Regions from separate parts of the Homo sapiens genome. Here region 2 is linked to region 1. A link is a loop called in an ENCODE intact Hi-C map of the cell type or tissue named here. Cell type or tissue: mammary epithelial cell. All regions are shown on one strand. Links, peaks and the distances in the headings refer to the core of each region. The heading gives the core; the rest is flanking DNA.

Region 1 (10,491 bases), core at 1,590-9,589:
TACATGTCACAGAATCAGGTATGGCCCCAAAGACTTGTCTGATTAAACTGGTATATCTATCTGTACGTAGCAGGGAACTCCAGATTTGTCCCTCATGAGCTCGATTTTATGAACTGTGATTAAATCTGCATAAATGTAGCCTGAGCCTGTGGGTGATCTTTTGGTCACATGTTTCTGCTACTTGGGATGTTTGCTAACTTGTGCATATGCACAAAAATGAAGAGAGAAACATAATCTTATGATGATAGGTAATAGAAGTAGAATTGAGATAGTCTGGAAACAAAATCTATGTCTGTATACGAGTATTGGGGTACAGTTAGCTATTATGATCCTTAGAAATAATCTCATTTTCTATCTGCCTTACAAGGGTCCAAATGTAGAGACAAGTATTATTTAGGGTGAAAAAGCCAGTAAAATTAATTTCAAAAGCAGATTTTATTGAATTTAAGCAAATAAAATAAGTCTTGGAATTTACAAAGACAGAATAACATCATTATATCATTATATTATCCTTTTATCATTATGTCATTATTCAGTAATATAAAATTGAATGAAGACAGACGAGTGCACATTGGTGTTTTGAATAGTAAAATAAAATTTGAAAAAAATAGTAATAAATAAAAGCCAACAATGTATTAAAAGAATAATACACTTTGGACAATTGGGTTTTAGCCAAGTCATAAAAGTTGGCTTAACATCCAAACTTCTAGTATTTAATTCTTCAAAAGAAACTCAAAAGAAAAAAGCCATATGGTCAGCTCCATATATTGTTAGTGAGTCTTCAGACAAAATTCAATGTCTAGTCCCAATGGAAAAAAAAAACTTTTGTGAGAAGTGAAGAGAATGGTTCTACTTTAACATTATATTTTAAGGTATAGGTGCATGTGTGACTGTGTATACATACACACATTTATCCATACACACATATGATGCAATATATAGTAATGAGATAAAACACCAAGGAATACTAACAACTAATATGCAGGTTTTAATGTATACTAAAGAAGAGAAAGGAATGAAATAACGAAATAAATGGAATGCTATATCCCGTTCTTATATAGGAAGAATTGATTTTGTAATGTAATCAGTTCTTTATCAAAATAATCTACAACTGTCATATAATCTCAATTAAAATAGCATTTTTGCCAGGTACAGCGGTTCACACTTGTAATCCCAACACTTTAGGAGGCTGAGGAAGGAGAATTGCTTGAGGCCAGGAGTTCAAGATCAGCCTGGGCAATATAGTGAGACCTTGTCTCTAGAAAAATTAAAAAATTTAGCCAGGTGTGGTGGTGTGTTCCTGTAGTCTCAGCCACTTGGGAGGCTGAGGCGGGAGGATCGCTTGAGCCCAAGAGTTTCAGGCTGCAGTGAGCCATGATTGTGCCACTGCACACTCCATTCTGGGTGGCAGAGCAAAGTCTTCTTTCTAAAAAATAAAAACAAAAATAAAAAATAAAGTAGCATTTTTTGCTGGACTTAGAAAAACTGACACAAAATTTACCTAGACAAATTAGCATGGCAAAATATCTAGGAAGATTGTGTGAAAAGGAACGCTAAGGGCAGAGGAGTAGCCCTTCATTGCTACTGGAGTACTAACAGATTTCTTATGGCGATACAAGGAATGGAGGAATGGATGAATAAAATGACATATTTTATTCTTGTATGGAAAGAACATTATTTTGAATTGGCAGCATATATTAAATAACTACATACGTTTTGATTTATTTCTTGGCCTTGTTCAGTTCCACTGACTTCCCCCTCATTATTAAAAAACTGGATTCCTATTTCACTTCATTCAGCAAATTGAAGTTCTTTTGGCTCACATGAATTGGAAAAAAAATCATAGTGGAATGGATAAATATGTATGTAGTCATAGAAATATATTCAAGATAGATTTAGGATAAAAAGAGTATACATGAGAGTGTGTTAGAGCATCATCATATTTGTATGTATACTTATATCTATTTTTATAATTTCTCTCTCTTTCCTGACATATGAATAAAACATTTTGAAGTTTTCCTCGAAGATGATAGGTTAATTTTGGTGAGAAAATGCATTCTGACTAGGATGCAAATAGGGTTGTATGTTGACTCCAACATACATGCTGTATTGTTATTTTAAAAATGGCATCAGAGAAAAAAAATGGCATCAGAGATTATCTTGACTGTTACTGTTTCTTACTCTTTATACTTTTCCCTATCAATAATTATGATTTTTAAATGTGTTTTCTAAGGTACTAAAACAAGAGGTGATACAGAAATAAGCTATCCCAAATATAGCATTAAGTGAAACAAACACATCGTATACTAGTTATTATATCCGGAAGGTAAGATTAAAGGAAACCTTCATTTTTTTCTTTTTGTGTTTGAAATTTGTATGTATTTGCATTATATTTATCATCAAATTGCTGTGCTCAGTGGTACCTGTCTGTAGTCCCAGCTATGCGGGAGAATGAGGCAGGAGGATCCCTTGAGCCCAGGACTTTGAGGCCAGCCTGGGTAACATAATAAGACTCCATTTCTCAAAAAGGAAAAAAAAAAAAAAAAAAAAAAAATTCCGGTCATGAGCCTGAAGTCCATTTAATCTTAAAAAAACCTTTCTTAATTGTTTAATCCACTAGAGAGTAAAATTTTTTTAAGTCTTTGGGTATAAAATAGAGAATAATCAATTAAAGAAATTTTGAATGCAGTATGTTTCTATTTGGAGAATAAAAAAAAACTTTACTGACTTTAAAAATCTTAAACCAGATTTCCTCTACTGTGGATCAGCTCTTGTGAGCTGATTTGCAAATCAGACCCATATACAAGCGAACCATATTCTGCATATACTGTATGAACATTCACCTTCATCTGGCTACTTTTAAAATGTCATAACCTTTGATCCACTCTCTCTCTGATCTGTTCCAAGGACAGAATCCTAACTACAGTAAACACTTTACATAAAAACACATTTAATTCTGTATTATTTATAGAAGAAAAAATCAAAGCAATCTAAATGTGCATGTTATGGAATGGCTTAAACTCATGGAATTTTAAAGTAGCCATAAAATATGATTTTTCTGATGTGTTTATATTAAAGGAAAAATGCCGATTATATTATGCTAAGGGAAACAGGAAGAAAATCAATAGTCTTTGAAGTCCGAATATAACTTAAAAAAAGTTAAGACTCTTTGCATGGCTGGAAGTTTTAATGCTTTAAACTGAGTTGCTTTTGACATTTTACTACGTATGAAGACATCAATAAACTGTATAGGGTGATTTTTTTTTCCTCTACTAGAAAGAAAAGGCAAATCTACCAAGATAATTAGTTATTTAGAAAGGCTTTGACATTTATTTGACCTAAATCAAAATGAACAATATTTTGTTTCTCTTAAAGTTTGCATTTTATATGCCTCATGGAGATACTTAGCGATATTCAGCAACCTTGCAAATGGAGTGGTCTCTGCCAGACAGCTACTAACAGCTGTAGAACAATTTCAGAAGCTGCTTACCCAAGAAGTCTAATGTGGAAGGACATGGCTGTCACTGCCTGGGGAAGCAAATAGGAAAGAATATGACAAAGGAGGAAATCAGCTGTTGGACCAAAGAATTTAAACTTTGATAAAATGCCAACCGTCGAAGACAGTTGCTGTCTCACACAAAATCCCAAGAACTGTGCATACTCTACTTCTGTCAGCCTAGCAATTTGCTCAGCTATTGCTATTTTGGGAAGGAATTTCCACCAAGCTGGCGTATCTTCAGCCCCTGAGGTTTCCTCTGATTGACTGATTAACAGGTGTTGAAAAAGCCTGTTGTAGAAATATCACAGACCCAGTGTGCTCGTTTGACTTCTGTAACTGTGACTGTAGTTTCATTGAATATATTGTTTCTTAAGAAGACTTTCTGCAGGGTAAAATCAAAACAGATTATTTATAACATTTTTAGGTAATTACTTTTCCATAGAGACAGCATATGCATTTGTTAATATGCTTTATTATTTATGAATTATAAATTGAATATGGTACTAATGATTGTGCAGATGAAAGCTAAATTAATATAACACAGAGTGAACTTGTCAAAGAAATGTTGGCATTATAAGCCTAAAAATGCAGTCAGCCCTCCGTGGACTCTACATTTGGTAATTCAACCAACAGTGCATCCAAAATATTTTTAAAAAGCCAACAATACAACAATGAAACATAATACAAATAAAAACAATATAGTATAACACCTATTTATAAAGCATTTACATTGTATTAGGTATTGTAAGGAATCTGGAGATGATTTAAAGTATATGGGAAGATGTGTCTAGATTATATAAAACACTACACCATTTTTTTTTATAAGGAACTTGAGCATCTGTAGATTTTGGTATCTGCAGGGAGTCCTGAAACCAATCCCTCTTGGATACTGAGGAACAACTGTAATCATATTTTTCTAAGAGATAAAAGGAAATTGAATGGAATTAAGGCTAGGTTATCCAAGTGTACCTGATTCCTGACAAGCCAAGTCTGAATGATGAGCAGGACTTTGAATTACTTTGACAGAGGTGTACCCTTTAGGATGCCCACTCAATCATCAGTGAAGCAGGCACCCCAGAGCCAGAAGTTTCCATGGAAGTCTTCACCTACCTTGCCTACCTCCAGTGAGTTGTGATAGGACCTCTCCTGAACCCACAAAACAGATCCAATCAAGTTCCACCTTCCATTCATGGACTTTCCCCTCTTCATTGCCTCACGCAATGTCATAGCTGGAAGAGTTGATCTTGTCTGACCTCCCAAGAGAAGATGTCTTATCCAAAATCACAAAGCTGCCAAATGTCAGCTGGGCTGAGAAGTGGCTGGTCCTACTCTTCGACTGTCTGGGCCAGCCCAGCCTGGGGAGGTGCTATCAGTGCGAGGCCCATAGTCCCTGAAAGCTTCACAGAAATGGGTGAAGATGGGGAGAGAGCTTCTCACGTCCTAGTTAAAGACTGGAATAATCATTAACTTTGCTTAGTGTTGCCCAATAAACAAGCTTAGCAGATGAGTGAGAAGGCAAGGAAAGAGAATCAGACTTGGGATCTAGAAGCTGAGATGACCTTAGGGACACTATTCTGCCTCAGGCCACTCTGAGGAATTGGGAGCTTCTAACTGGGCTGGGTAGGCAGCTATTACGCACTGGTGTTTATGTCTGGTATGAAAAGTGACTGGGGGAGGTGGGGAGATTTTAAATCAGTCAATGATCATAGGTGTGGACGGTGAGTAATAAGGAGATAAATGGAATTCAGTAGCATAAAGGGTGAAGCCTCGTCCTTTGAGCTTTTCTGAGAAACCCAAGTGGTATGCAGCTAGAGAGGTGGGGGCTGCGGATGACAGTGGGTCAGAAAGTTGATAGGGGGACACTGATCAAGTAGAAAGCCACGGGGGATGGATGAGGACTTCAGTTATTCCTCTGAAGAAAAAAAGAAGTAGCTTTATGAGAGTATATTAATTCAGATCAAGGGAGTGAGCCCAGGCAGAGGTTATGAGTAAAAAGGGGTGGAGTTTTACCACTGTGAGTCAAGAGTGAAGAGCCTGCTGAATCATGTAGGGGTGAGGATGTTGGTGATAGGGCAGACCCCTTCCAGGGCAGAAGGCCTGGAATGCAATCAGTTCCCCACAGAAAGGACTAAGGTCTACTGTCCCAGCAATGCAAGTTCACACCTAAAAGCAAGGGTGTAGGATCAAGTCTCCAAAACCCGAGAGATCAGCTGCAGTGCATACCCTGCTCCCTGGCCTGCTCTGGTCCCTGTCCCCATCAGGGTCACTTCAGATGGCAGTGCCTGGCTTACCAGCCATCTGTCTGAAGAATTAACTCTGAGGCATTCACTAAACACACTTAGGCCATCAAACCTCACACCATATACCAACATAAATTCAGGTGCTAAATGGAAAAAACAAAACCAAAAATAACCATAATAAAATACATGCCTTTTTGTTTGTTTGTTTTTTGGCTCTATGGTAGTGAAGGAGTTTTCTATCCATAAGGGCAAATGAAGGAAATATAAAGGCACAGTGCGATAAATCTGATGACTTTTAAAAGCTCCTAACTGTGAAACTAAAACAAAATCTTCATTTAAAAAGAAGAAAAGGCAAGTTAAAAAAATGAAAGGAAACCTTGGCAAGATGTGGCCTTGCAATTCAATAAGAAAAAACACATGGATAGGAAAATGAGCAGTATATTTAAAATTTATAAGACAATAGATATATGAAATAATATAGTCAGCCTTCTGTGGCTTCTACATCTGTGGATTCAACTAACCATGGATCAAAGATATTCAGAAATATTGAACATGTATACTTTTTTCTTGTCATTCTCTAAACAATACAGTATAACTGTTTACATAGTATTTACATTGTCTTAAGTATTATAAGTAATCTAGAGATGATTTAAAATTTATATGCAAATATGCCATTTCATAAGGGACTTGAGTATCCATGGATTTTAGTATCCAAGAGGGTCCTGGAACTAGTTCCCCATGGATAACTAGGGACAGCTACATATTACATTATCTTGACTTAATTTTGTCTCAAAAACTGTCAAAAAAGCCACTAGAACAATGATCAGTATTAGAGAAAAAACAAACCAAAAAAGAAAAAAATCCAGTGTTAGATTGTCAAACACGTAAGGAATACAATTTGTTATACTATTTTTATATTAAATTTCATTTCTTGATTTTTTCTTTAACATATATCCAAAACAAAAGGAACATGTATACATGAATTGTTCAAATATTTAATAAAAGTAAATTATAAATAAGATAAAATCTCAATGTATTTGCCATGACATGCCTTCTTATCACATTCAAAGTAAAAGTCACAGTCTCTTTTGTTCTCTGGGATCAGGCATGATCTGCCTCCTCACCTTATCTTTGTGACATTCTCCCACTCTTGCCTAGTCCTTCAGCTTCAGTCACACAGGCCTCTCTAATGCTCCTTGAACCCACATGGCTCACTCTATCTCAGGGATTTCCCTGTCCCTCAGCCAGGCTTGGTCTCTCCAAGAAAAAAGAATGGCCTAACTTCCTTCCAATCTTTAGTCAAGTCACCTTCTTAGTGGGACTTTCCCTGTCTATCCTATCTAAAATTTCATCTTCTTTTCCCATCAGGATTTGATATCTCCTCTTCTCTATGTATTTTTTCTCTTATAGCTTATTTTTATCTAACACAATGGACTTTTTACTTCTCTTGTTATTGTTTATATTCTTTACTAGAATGTAAACTCTGAAGGAAGGAGTTTTTAATATTTTGTATCAGTGTATAAAAAGTGTCTGGCGTAGTAGGTCACCATACATACATGTTTAGTGAATCCCTAGAAAGGAATGTCCAGAAATTACGATGTTTGAATGCATATGGATTGATATTACTGTTGCCACTCAACACAAGGCTTTAAGACTTTTTAAGACAGAGTAAGACCCTGTTATCTGTCTCATAACTCAAGGAAGGACAAGCTACCTAGTGCTACATTCATGGTTCTCAGTATTTCCTGAAGAGAATAATAATAATGATACCTGCATCCTATTGCTTTGTGTCTGATCTCTTTACAACATTGAATTCACTTAATCCTTTAACAACTCTGTGGATTGTTTTTAACTCCCGTTTTAGAGATGAAAGACAGAGGTTAACTTACCCAATACACTGAAGCTAATACGTGATGGAACTGTTATTAGAGAGATCCTCTGAATCAAAACACTTACTTGTCACCATTAAGGTATAGTGTTTGGGAGCTCTAAAAAAAGATGAAATACCAATAGGCAGATTAATCTGAAAGCAATGAGGAAATGCTAATGGATTTTAAGACAGGGAGTAACATGATCAGGTTTACATGCTAGAGAAATTACCCTGGCAGGAGAGTGGAAAACAGAATGGAGAGAACAGGCTGGAGTCAGGAAATGAATAGGCTTTTGCAATAAACCAGATGACAACACATGAGGCTCATTCTAGTGAGTGGAAGGAATGACATAAAAGAGAATATGGAATTCAGATGTATCAACTGTGGTGAGCCAAGATCATGCCATTGCACTCCAGCCTGGGAGACAGATCAAGACCCTGATTCAAGTTAAAAAAAAAGAAAAGAAAAGAAAAAGAAAGGAGAGGCTGGTATAAAATCTTGAATATCACCAATAGGTCAATAAATCGTGGACTACATAGCACTGTTTGAATTTGGCAATTAATAGGTCATCATGAATGAGTTTGGCAGAGGAGCTTCAGGGCAGATTCTGGTCTAAAGATAGACTAGACCAATAAACTTTAGGACTTTGAAGGAGAAGTGGAGATGATGACTGTATACCCTTATGAAGTGCCATGATCAAAAGGAGGAGATGAGGCCCTGGTGTGGTAGTTCACACCTGTAATCCCAGCACTTTGGGAGGTTGAGGCGGGCAGATCACCTGAGGTCAGGAGTTCGAAACCAGCCTGGCCAACATGGTGAAACCCCATCTCTACTAAAAATACAAAAATTAGCCAGGCATGGTGGCATGCACTTGTAATCTCAGCTAACCAGGTGGCTGAGGCAGGAGAATCGCTGGAACCCGGGGGGCAGAGGCTGCAGTGAGCCGAGATCATGCTACTGTACTCCAGCCTAGGCGACAGCAAGACTCCGTCAAAAAAAAAAAAAAAAAAAAAAGTGAAATAGGGCAGGGCTCATTCTTGTAATTGTTTTGGAGGGGAAAGTGACTTTATCATTTTAATGGAATGAATAGTAAATGCCAGTTGCATTAGATTCCTATTGTTGCTATAGCAAGTTACCACAAACTTGGTGACTTAAAACACACATTTGTTACAATTCTGGAGGTCCGAAGCCTAAAAATCAAGGTATTGGTAGGGCTACATTATTTCTAGGGGGTCTAACGGGGAGTCTGTTTCCTTACCTTTTCCAGCTTCTACAGGGCACATGTATTACTTAGCTTGTGGTCCCTTTCTCCATGTATAAGCCAGCAGCACAGCATCTTCTCTCTCCTCTGATCTCCCATTTCTCTCTTACAAGGACCCTTGAGATTACATCGGGCCTACTCTGGAAAATCTAGGATAATCCTCCATCTCAAGATCTTTAAATTAATCACATGCAAAGTTCATTTTGCCCTGTAAGGTAACATGCACACATTCTGGGGATTAGGGCATGCACAGCTTTGGGAGCCATTTATTTGTCATTGCACTCTCTGCCCCAAACATTCTCATCAATTCCATATGCAAAATGAGCCATTCCAAGGTCCCCCCAAAGTCCTAATCTATTGTAGTATCAACTTAAGTCCAAAAATCCCATCTAAATCTCATCTGCTGAAAAGACCTAAATGATTAAATCAGGTATAGTTGAGACTTTGGGTATGAACCATCCTGAGGCAAAATTTCTCTCCATATGTGAAGCTTTAAGACTAGAAAACAAGTTATTTGCTCCAAAAATACAATGGTGGAACAGGAATAGGGTACCAGTTACAGATATTCCTGTTCACAAAGGGAGAAAATGGAAGGAGAAAAAGCCAAGAAATTTCAAAAATCTGCAAGGCTAACTCCATAGGTTTTAAGGCCTGTGAATAACCATTTGTGTCTCTAGGCTCTGCCCTCAGAGTCATCCTTCATGAAAGATAGCACAAGTTTGGGGCTGAATAGTTTTATCAGACTGTTTATTGCTTATGGAATTTTGGGAGTCCTATAACCGTCTTTCATTTTATTCTCTCTCTGTACCTTTCAGTTCAAGCTGGCAGTGTTTCTGCTGATATTCTCAGAAATCTTTTGGATTTCCTGTGTATGTCACAGAGATCTTTTTGAAGCACTAGCAAAAGGTTGTCCAGCTGTACTCATGACTTTTTCTCCAGAGTACGTTTTCCCAGCAGTGAGTCTCTTACTTTTACCATCCTTTGCAGTCTTGAAATCCTGATAATTTCCCACATTATCCTTGTCCTGGTTCCTTTTTGATAATAGTCCTTCCCTCTTATAAGGACCCTTCTGATTATATCAGGTCCCCAGATAATCCAGGGTAATTTCCCCATCTCAAGATTCTTAGGAATATCTGCAAAGTTCTTTTTGCAACAGAAGATGACATATTTATAGGTACAAGGATTAGGACATAGATGTCTTTGGGAGACCATTATTCAGTCTACCACAGCTGTAAATAGAGAGAGGTTAACAATATAGGAATGGAGTGAGATTCCTGAGGAAGCTGGAGGTAACCAACTCAAAAGGGAGTGGTTATATTGTATGTGGAGCATGTCATGGGCTTCTTGGACTAGATGGAGGTGTCAGACAGTTAAAAGGAGTCTCTTTAAAACAGATATATTCTTAGTGGACTTGAAGAGAACAGCAAGATGCTGTAGGGTTTTAAGGGCCACTGTAAAAAAGATCAGGAACCTATAGTCATAAACAGTAAATCTGAGGTGAAAAATATTAGACAATTTCCTTCAATGTCCTGGTAAGGGCAAAAAATGGTTTACTAGATTGAGGTGATCAAGTTGCAGTGAAGGTGCAGAGGAAAGAGAGTGGATGAAGCAGTTGAGAAT
Region 2 (10,491 bases), core at 1,126-9,125, 360 kb before region 1:
TAGTGTCTCCCTTCATGTACTGAGTGTGCCTACGTTTTCCTCGAATTGTTTTCTCATCAGTGGTGGTGTGAGAAGCCTTCTTTTAGGAGAAAAAACACAGAACACCACCAAGTAGATCTGTGTCTAAGATGGCCAGTGCATTCGGCACACTCTCTGGGCTGACAGGCACTGAACAATGGCTCTTGCTCAATAGGCCTGGTTTCCAGTCACTGACAACAACGATCAGTACCTTCAATCTCTAAATTACACAAATTTACAGCTTTGATTTTTAGTCTTAGAAGCCATCAAGGACAGGCCCCAGGACAAAACAAAGTGGCTGGCTCCCATCTGCTGAGTAAGCAGAAGGGACAGTGGAGGAGTTCCTCTCAGTTTGCTTCACTTTCACTTTGCCCAGGGGTGGGGTGGGGTGGGGTGGGGTGGGACGGGGGTAGGGTTGCCGGAGGAGGCTAACTCAGTCCTCAGTCACCACCTGAGGACCACTCTCCAGGAACTTAGCACCCCCTGGGCTCAGTTTTCTTAGAGGTTAAATGAGTAGATTAGGCTAAATTCTGGCTCTAAAATTGAGTAACTATTACAGGGAAGTAAAAAATAATTCTGAATAATACTGATTGGGAAATAGAGTGTCAGAATTAGTTCTACAGCTAATTAGCTCTCTCTTAATATGCCTGGGACTTAGTTTCTTCCTTTTTTTTTCTTTTTTAGAAAAGGAATATTCATTGTGAGAAACTGAAGTATCAGAAAGTATAAGAGTATAACTGGATTGTTTGTAATACAAAGGATAAGTGCTTGAGGTGATGGATACCCCATTTACCCTGATGTGATTATTACGCATTGCATGTCCATATCCAAATAGCCCATATACACACCTATGTACCCACAAAAATTAAAGATAAAATATTAATTAAAAAATAAAGTGAAAGTAGTACGATAATAAAGTAAATGTAAAGAATTTCCCACATAACCACCAATCCTCATACAATTCCACTCCACAGGGCAAAACACCAATAAAATCTTGGTGCTATCTTTCCAGAACCTTTACTATACAAATATAAATACTTACAACACCCATATGTTTACATGTTTGGGTTTTTGTTCACAAAAGTTGGATGAAGCATATGCACATTTTCCCTCAGTGATCTTGTATCTTTCAACGATGTATCATGGGTATCCTTCCATGTTGGTACATGAAGGTTTATTTCATGCTTTTGAATGGCCTCATAGTATTCCATAGTATAAACCATTCTTTATTAATGATAGACATGCTCTCTTCAAGTACTCATTAGTGCAAATAGTGTAGCAATAAAGCTGCCTGTACAACTAATTTGTACTGTATACTTGTTTTGAGTTTTCTGTGGCAAACATGTCTAGAAATGAGATTATTGGGTCAAAGGATATGTGAATTTGACATTTTAATGGGTATAAATTGCCCTCAAAAAAGTTCTTAGGACTTTATCTGAAAACAGAGGAAAGAATAGATGATCCTTTTCTTTTTTCAACTGAGCTTCCAATTCAATTAAGAAGCCTTAAAAGCTGGAATGGCAGATGGGAGCAGCTTGCAATTCCAGTCCCCTTTCAACCAGCCCACTAATTTCAGGCCTTTTCTTTTTTAGCAAATATCAAAATTCTGTTTTGCTTTGGTCTCAATATTGTCAAATTAACATTTTTTCATGGTAATATTGCTAACCGTAAGCGAATTGCTTATTTCTAGTAGTGGGTAAGAAATGGATGTCCTGGTACCCACTGGATGCCATGGACATGTACCCAGTGATGGTGATGCTGACACCACCAGTGTGGGTACCATACCCACACTTTGAGAGCCTCAGCTTTTCAGAAAGCCCTTTAATTCTTCGGAAGAAGCCTGCAGTTAGAGGACTCCTATCTTCCTCTGGGTAGACTGTGATTTACATGTATTTGAATGGTAATCAGTCACCTTAATTAACATAGCTTTTCTGTTACATCTCACTACCATGACATGCAGGCTGTTTAACAGGTCACCTGTAAAGAGGAAACTGCAAAATTCCACATGGGCTTCCTGGAGTTCCTCTTACAGACCATACCTACTCTCCCTCGCATAACGGGTGTTTAAAATTCATTTAAGGCAACTAGAAATAATTCCATGCCGTTCTCATCTTATAAAAGGAACTCTTTGTTGATCAGATGTTATTAGTGTTGAAATTGATTCCTTATGTATTATTTAAGGTCTTAGGTTTACAATAATCACCAAGTACCTATAGCTGCTTAAATTACCCATATCAAACGGACATATTTAACTTTCAGTTGTCCACGTTATAAAAGGAAACATGAGAAAACTTGAGACTTCCCCTTGACTGTATGTAGTGGATCTATATAGTACTTCCAATCTATTTTCTGTTCTAGATCTTTTATGTAAGAATGAAAATAGTAAAGCGTGCAGTGGGCTTAGGGTTGAGCAAAGGGACAAGTCAATATTTGTACATGCATGGTTGAATGCATATTAGAGAAGAGGACTTGGTATTGAAATGACATTCAGTTAAGGGACAGAAGAGTAGCAAAAAGAGGTATCCTAGAACAGCTACTTGCCATCTCAGATTATTGCAAGAGGAAGCCTCACTGATTGAGACCACATTAATTTGAAATCTGTGATACCTCTGAGATTTTCACTAACAACTAAAAAGGGGGCTTGTCAAATAAATCAGTAGTATAACAATTGGCAAAAGTGCTGCTTAAGACAAACGACTTTCAAGCCCTTGGGAAGCATTCATTACATTACTATTTAAAACCGTGGCTTTACTTCCCACTGGTACTTTCTTAGTCTTGACTAGCTGAGTTCTTTGTATGTATAAGTCTTCCTTTTTACAAGAGGTTTTATGATTTAGGAATCTCTTAAACTCTAACAACCTGTCTCGTGAGTACAGTTGTCCCTCGGTATTTGAGGGGGACTGGTTCCAGGAACCCTTCGGATACCAAAATCCACACATGCTCAAGTCCCTGATAAAAAAATGTCCTAGCATTTGCACATCACCTACATACATCCTCCTGTATATTTTAAATCATCTCTAGATTACTTATAATACCTAATGTAAAGGCTATATAAATAGCTGTCATGCTATATTGCTTTTTTTCTTGTATTATTTCTATTGTTGTATTACTGTTTTTGTTTTGTTTTTCCAAATATTTTTGATCTGTGGTTGGTTAAATCCATGAATGTGGAACCCAGGGATCCAGAGGGCCAACTATTATCTAAGACAGATGATGCTATTGGAAAAGAAGAAAGGTGTTAGTAAGGGTCCTAAAATTCCTTAAAGGACCTAGAACAATTTCTCCAATGATATAGACAGGTAGGAAATATTTTGTTCGATTTCTGACCGTATCCCTTGATAGAAAGCACATTTTCATGTTTTCCATGGCACTTTGGGTGTGGAAAGCAAGGCCTTCCACAGCTGGTAAAGCCTCCCTCACCTCCTCTGCTCCGGTGCCTCTCTAGCCACACCAGTCACCTGCCATCCTCCGGACACACAGCCCTCCCCCCTCCAGCTTCTCTACCCAGCTTCAGCCTTCTCCCAAACTCTCCACTCTCAGCTCTTGGTTCTCTCCTGAAGCTTCTCCTTACTCCCCCAGGCAGAGCTGGTCAGTCCCTCCTCAGAGGACACTGAATCTGTTTCACCCACAGAACTAATCAATTCATTCTGCATCTGGGCCCCTCCCTTCCGAGCCTAACCCATGATGGCCTGGTCAATGTCCTACTTAGTCGGGAATGCTGAGCACAAAACAAACTCAGTACATGTTTGCTGAATAAATGATACTGGATGTGTCTGCTAGCTTTTTGAAGCATTTGGAAAGACTTTCAAGCACGTTAATAACTTTTTAATATTTGGAGTTCACCCTTTATTAGGAAGTTGGCAGGGAAGATACGCTGTGGGATGCCAGAGTCCAATCTCCTGTTGCACAACTTTTTTTTCCACCTCATATATTCTAATAAATCTCAGATAAAATTAGAATACCACAGAAATCACAGGGTCTTGCGCTGATGGCACAGTTTTTGACGAGCGACTGGGACTTGGAGAGAGAAAAGTTCAGTGTTAGAAAAGCTATGAGCTGCTCAACCATTCTGAAATCCACAAATTCTTGAAATTCTCAAGGCTTGTGGGGTTCCCCACTTCTCTCTTCTGTGTGCGTATATGTGTATTAACAAGAATAAACAATGATCTCACAGGACTGTTGAGAATTAATACAGAATGTAGATAAAATACTTTGTAAATAACCAGCATCACTGAATATGTATTGACTAAATGGATAAAGCAGTTCACTTGGACTTGGGTAGAAAAAGCCCAGTCAAGGGTGGTCTTTATTTCTAGGCACACTCAATCATGGTTTTTAATCTTTTACAGGTTATTTAGTCTTCTAGAAAAATTGCACCCAAATAAAAACAAACAAAAAACAAACTGTCAAAGCTCTTTGATTTGCACAACCAGATACGTGACTTTCCTCCTAAGTAGGGATTCAGAGTAGATAGACAACCTAACAGCATCCTTGTTAACGCGTGAGGAAAGGACACCCACATCTTCCTTCTCTAGTTTGCTAAAATTCAAGGTTACCGACTCCTTTTCACTTTCACTAAAGTTCTTAGTAGATATGCTATAAAGCTGTAATTACTCCTGAGGCACCCATGAATAAGAGAGGTGCCCAGGCTTTGGCGAGGTGTGGTAAATTTGGCACGGAAGTTCAATTTCCGTAACGTTGTTTCCAGCCCAGGAAATGTCTCAGGTGGCTTGGTATGGGTGAGCTGCTGCCAGTTTTTCGGGCATGGGCTTGCCATCCTTGGCTGACATCATTTGACTGGATTCTTTACTCTGCTTGCCCCACAGAATACTTTGCATTCAATTAGTCTCCATTTTCTCAAACACCCCATGCGATCACCACCATGTCTATGTCTCCAAAAAGCCTAATATGGAAAGCCTCTAATTCATGTGTGGATTCTCCTTGCCTATGAAAATAGAAACAGCAATTACTACTGTGCAAATCAAAACTACAATTGGAAAACTTTCTAATTGTAGCATCATTATTACCTGGAATAATGGGCTACAACTATGACTGCGGCATTATATCAACAGAATTCTTATACTACGTATGTGCTACACTGAATTTGTTTATCCTGATGTCCAAGAACTATCTGAAATCATTAAATGTCAAACATAAATTTAAAATACTCCTTTTAAGGAGTATTAGGTAAACTTACCTAACTTGAGCTAAACAAGGAAGATAAGCGCTGACCAGGTGGAGCCTGTGATTTTGCAAGCCAAACTTTCTTCTGTTCCCCTGGTCTAGAGGTTGTATCAATTCATTAATCATCCCATGTTTCCCAAATTAGAGTATATCCAATGGGTATTACCTCCTGAAATATAAACTAGCATAAATTTTCTAAAAGGTTTGCAGGGAAGTCTTTCATGTTCTGTGGCCCACTAATGGCAAACCTTCCTGCATTTAGAATTCCTTTCTGGCAAAACCACAGTAATTATGCTTAACAGCTGGTTAGGTCAGGTGGCACTATGTATTTCCCTGGCCTTCGTATACTATGACATATACACAACTACACATTTGTGGGACCCCCGTCTATCATCATTTTTTGGGTAACGAGCACTTGGGATTTTTGAGAAGCTTTTATTTCTAATATAGTTTTACTGATTATGTACAGGCTTATAATTTGAACTAGAATGTGGCCCTTACTGATGTCTGAGATTCATCTTTTTATTTCTCCAAAACCGGGGAATCATATTCCATAAAGTCATCTACTTAAATGTTTTTACCAAGTACTCCATGAGGGCATGGAGAGAAGACGGAGCAGATAGAGAGAACTGGATAGGAATGCTTTTTAAGTACCTCCTTACATGACAGGGACAGCAAGGCTGAGAAGAAAGTAGCACTCCTCTCCTCTAGTCTTTTTGCTTTAAGAGAAGACTCAAGGCAATGTAGGTTGTCTGGGGAAAGGCAGCTGGCTGTGGATGGCCTGAATGAGAGCTACCAGCCCATCAGAAGATAGACTTGGAGTGACAGCCATTTTCTCAGCCAGTTAAGAAAATAAAAGAAAGTATCACAAAGCAAGAGGTCTGCAAGTCCCAGACACATTTCTACACTTGACTCCATCATTAACTCATGATATCTACACCAGGATGCAGATTTCTGGATGGCCAAGGAAAACATCAGGTGTCTGTTAAGCTTGCCAGAAGATGATCCATATGTTCAGTCAGATCCTGTGGTTTCATAAGAGTTCCACCTTTAATCAGACTGCTGTGAGCTGGAATGTCATGTTTTCCCGATTTGTAATTTCAGTTGAATGCCCATCACCAATAAAAGTGAAATTGTTTTTCTTTTTTTAACTTTAAAGAATGTAGCAGAAGGGATGCTGTATCTGAAACCAAACCTAAAAGCACGGTGAATGAAAGGAGGAGCAGATTACCTCAAGGGCAGAAGAAAATCCAAAAGCCACATATAAAGAGGGGAATCAGACCCATAATTCATAGCAGAGCAACTGCACAACCAAACTTTGTTTCAAGATATTCAGTCTTCATCACATTCCTTGCTAACTCTTCAAATGACAGTATTAACAGTGGAGCTGGATTACTCTGTAAATGCTACATACTTGCTTTATTTTTCACATAATAAACCAATAATTGTTGGACTACATAGGATAGGAAATCTTTCACTATCAGAGTAATTCTGAAATATATGCTGAGAGATTTCAGTAGACTGCTATGGTGACAGGAAACAATGGGAGCTAAATGACATTGAGCAAACATTCAGGAGTCCAAGGTGATTATTCTTTCATTTTCAGATTTGTATTTAACTTAATAAGTAGACAAAATCAAAATAAACACATAGGAAAACTGAGCTCCAAGCAGAGTTGTAGAGGCTGCATGGAGCTTACCCAGGAGCTCAGATATTATAGAGCCACAGAAGGAGCAGACAGAGAGCGGTCAGGTGGTACCTAGAACACAATGACTGTCACTCCGTGGCTGAGGTGTCTACTCAACCCCACTGCTGCATTTTCTCCTCAACTGCCAGCCCAGGGCAGCTGGCCAAGTTGTAGAAACTGCCACTGTGTGGTTCCCTCAGTAAGCCAACCGCACTTTTCCATTGGAATTGCTTTCCCAAATAAACTGGTCTTCAGGATTTTTAAGCATTTACCCTTAAAAACTTTCCTCCTGAACATGTAGTCAGTGTTCTCAATTTGACTTTGCCAGATTTGCCATCTGTGCTTAAGCTTTTGGAAAATTCTGCAGTTGCCCTTGATGCACATTTTCAAGTGGTAAGATCACTCTGCATCTCAAAGGATGCTTGCTGTGCTGAGAAGAAAAACACAGTTGGCCTCAGGAGATCCAGGTCCAACAGCTCACCTTGGGAAAGTCCCAACCTTTATACATGTTAATTCTTAAACATTTATATAGTGGGCCGGGCGCAGAGGCTCACACCTGTAATCTCAGCACTTTGGGAGACCGAGGCAGGAGGATCACGAGGTCAGGAGTTTGAGACCAGCCTGACCAACATGGTAAAACTCCATCTCTACTAAAAATACAAAAAGTAGCCAGGCGTGGTGGCACGCACCTGTAATCCCAGCTACTCAGGAGGCTGAGGCAGAAGAATTGCTTGACCCTGGGAGGCAGAGGTTGCAGTGAGCCGAGATTACACCAATGCACTCCAGCCTGGGCAACAGAGCGAAACTTGGTCTCAAAAAATAAATAAATAAATAAATCTGTATAGTGGAGGTGAGGATATCTACCCTACCCAACTCCCCTACTAAACAGCAGCAAATGTCCTGGTATTTTTAAACGAATGGAACTTGACCCTCCCATATAGCACTGCCTTTCACATATCTCAACCTTGATATGCTCTGATGAATCTAAATTTAGGCTTTAAAAAAATCTCTCAATATAAAATCATTCCAAATAACTTTTAGGTGAGCTGTCAGACTACGTTGTTCATTTGTACCCTGAGTCAAAGAAGTTGATCTGGGTAAAGGTCTGGCAGCTTCACACCTCTGGTCGTTTCACTAAGCATCCACCACGCTTCTGAGTAGCTCTGGAAAAGCGGGAGATGAACTGATATTACAATGGTATACTTTTCTAGGTTTGCAAACTGACAACTCTTGGTGGTTGTGTATAAAGAAGGGCCAAGGAATCATGAACTTGGACAGCTGCCTTATTAGCCCTAGCTGATTTTTTCTGCCCTTCAAAGACATTTGCAAGTTCTTGTATATCACTCTCTCTCTTGCAAATAAAAGCTTCTCCCTGGAGAGGCGAGCTCCTTATCTCTTGTTCCTGGGTATCTTACAGTCACTTGCCAGGACAGATTTATAGTTGCTGGTGTGGACAGTATGTACTCAAACGTTCTCTGTTACATAACAAAATGGTGCAATGTGAGAGAAGTATGGAATACATTTGGATTCATTTTGTCTCTTAATAGAGCCAAAAATAGATTTTTTTTAAAAAAAATCTACATCTTCCACACAAATACATCCATTTATAGTTATGAAGACAAATAGAAAATGAAGCTTTACCAAGAAAAACCACAAGTTTTTCTAACTCCAGTTTTGAATCAATCTATTTGAGGTTTCACTGGAATACACTTTATTTACTTCAATATTCTGTCCCTGGGCAGATTTTGCAGACTATAGCAGAGCCTAGTCAAATGACAGGATCTTTAGTCAACCTTGAAACACGGAGAGCCCAATTTTCTTACTTTATGCTCTCTTTGGGGGCAAACTCATCCTCTCCCAAGGCTTAAATTACCATCTGTGGTGATAATTCCCAAATCATGGTCTCCCACTCAGATCTCCTCCCAGAATGGCAGCCTAGGTATATAATTGTGTCCTGGACATCTCCACTTGGAATGTTCAAAACTAAACTCTTGTCCTTACCTCTGTAAAACGGCGGCTCCATCTACCCAGGGTCTGGCAGAGCCCTGGGAGTAACCTCTGATGCACCCCCGTCCCTTACCCCTCCCATCCCCCCTCCCTCACCCCTCCCATCCCACCAACACCACTTGTAGTCAATTCCTTCTCCTAACTAGCCTTGGAATCCACCTGCTTCATCAGTTCCTTTGCCATTCGCTCAGCTGAGATTACCAATATCTAGTTCTCGTATTATTCTAACCGCAAGTAGCTTTCCCGTTTCCCATTGACTACCTACAGAGCGCCCACAACAGTGTGCCAGCCAAGAAGGAGTCATGAAACAGACATAGAAGGCTTCTTCACTGCCCCCAACAGGGGCACCATCTGGTGGGAATGAGGCTTGACTTAGGTGGTCCCAAGAGAATACTACAAAAGAGTATACAATTAAGAATTTTTAGCCAGTCGCGGTGGCTCACACCTGTAATGCCACCACTTTGGGAGGCTGAGAGGTCAGATCACTTGAGCTCAAGAGTTCAAGACCAGCCTGAGCAACATGGCAAGACCTCATCTCTATTAAAAATACAAAAAATTAGCTGGGCGTGGTGGCGCATGCCTGTAGTCCCAGCTATTTGGGAGACTGAGGTGGGAGGATCACTTGAGCCCAGGATGTCAGGGCTGCATCGAGCCATGATCATGCCACTGCACTCCAGCCTGGGTGAAGGTAGTGAGTTCATGTCTCAAACAAAAAAAATTATTTCTTAGTCTAAAACTTAATCCGTTATGGGAATGAGATTAACTCAATGAAATAATTAACAGTAATTGCTATACAAGTACTGTTTTGGGAACTAGGAACATCACAGCATTTCAGAAAAGGGAGAGAACAATGTGACAATTAGGACGAAAAGCTTAAATGAAATTTCTGGACAAGTGTGTAGGTTTCCTGTAGCAGTCACTCAACAAGCATTAACCATACACATAGTAAGTGCAGGACTCTGCTCCAAGTAAATGACACAGCAAAAAAAAAAAAAAAAAAAAAAAAAAGGAGTTAGAAGATAATCTCTCTCCTCAAGAAGTGAACTAGAGAATTCTGATCTCCAATATACTGTGGAAGGATGTTAAGAGTCAGAATTTGACCATGGGCAGATCCTGAGTGTACATTTCACCAGCTAAATTCAGGCTCCCTTTCTGCCAGGTGACTGTTTCACATCTCTCTCCTCAAACTGCACCCCCGGCCCCGCACTCCCTCCCCGACCCTCGCTCCCCACTGATGACCACACTCCCCATTCCACTAAGAAAACAGAAGCAACACAGAACTTCCACGAGCTTCCATTGCTCCTTCCACCCAGCCCTCATCTGTGCCCCCAGATTCCGCCTGTTTTCTGGGGCTACAGGAGAATCAGCTCTGTGCTCTTGGCTGAGGTCAAGCCCTCTGCTTGTGCACAAAACCCCAGCCGCTCTAGGACATCCCTCCAGCAACTGTCCTCATCTTTCCTGACCTTGGGATAGAAAAGGCCAAGCCCTTCACCAGTCATTCTTGGATACCTCCCCAGTCACTTGCTGCAGTAGAAGCAGTGACTGATGAGGGTGACATGTACTCAACATTTGGTGTTACGACATAAAATGGGTTG

The links. Peaks named below come from ENCODE experiments on the same cell type or tissue, not always from the same donor. Only the 100,000 strongest peaks of a DNase experiment are listed, where the experiment ranks them.
Region 2: a loop joins it to region 1, with 2.0 times the contacts of the local background. A loop is called at or near these places in 2 of 110 quality-filtered maps.

What each region holds. Positions count from the first base shown.
Region 1 is chr4:168,482,193-168,492,683 of GRCh38, reverse strand. It overlaps LOC107986198 (a long non-coding RNA gene), which reads left to right. Exons shown (of 4, transcript XR_001741448.3): 2 at 1-18; 3 at 2,234-2,326; 4 at 3,376-5,934. Among named protein-coding and RNA genes, the nearest start is that of DDX60L, 6.9 kb to the right of the region's middle. RefSeq lists an enhancer at 4,598-5,797. In mammary epithelial cell, for the core only: no CTCF peak of the experiment used is centred there; DNase peaks (open chromatin) are centred at 5,193, 5,493 and 7,883; H3K27ac peaks cover 2,726 bases.
Region 2 is chr4:168,838,081-168,848,571 of GRCh38, reverse strand. The region is part of intron 10 of PALLD (palladin, cytoskeletal associated protein); the gene reads right to left. It overlaps LOC102723331 (a long non-coding RNA gene), which reads left to right. Exons shown (of 2, transcript XR_007058358.1): 2 at 1-4,194. It overlaps LOC124900809 (a long non-coding RNA gene), which reads left to right and starts at 9,993. Exons shown (of 2, transcript XR_007058361.1): 1 at 9,993-10,491. RefSeq lists an enhancer at 7,067-7,581. In mammary epithelial cell, for the core only: no CTCF peak of the experiment used is centred there; DNase peaks (open chromatin) are centred at 4,741 and 6,171; H3K27ac peaks cover 4,786 bases.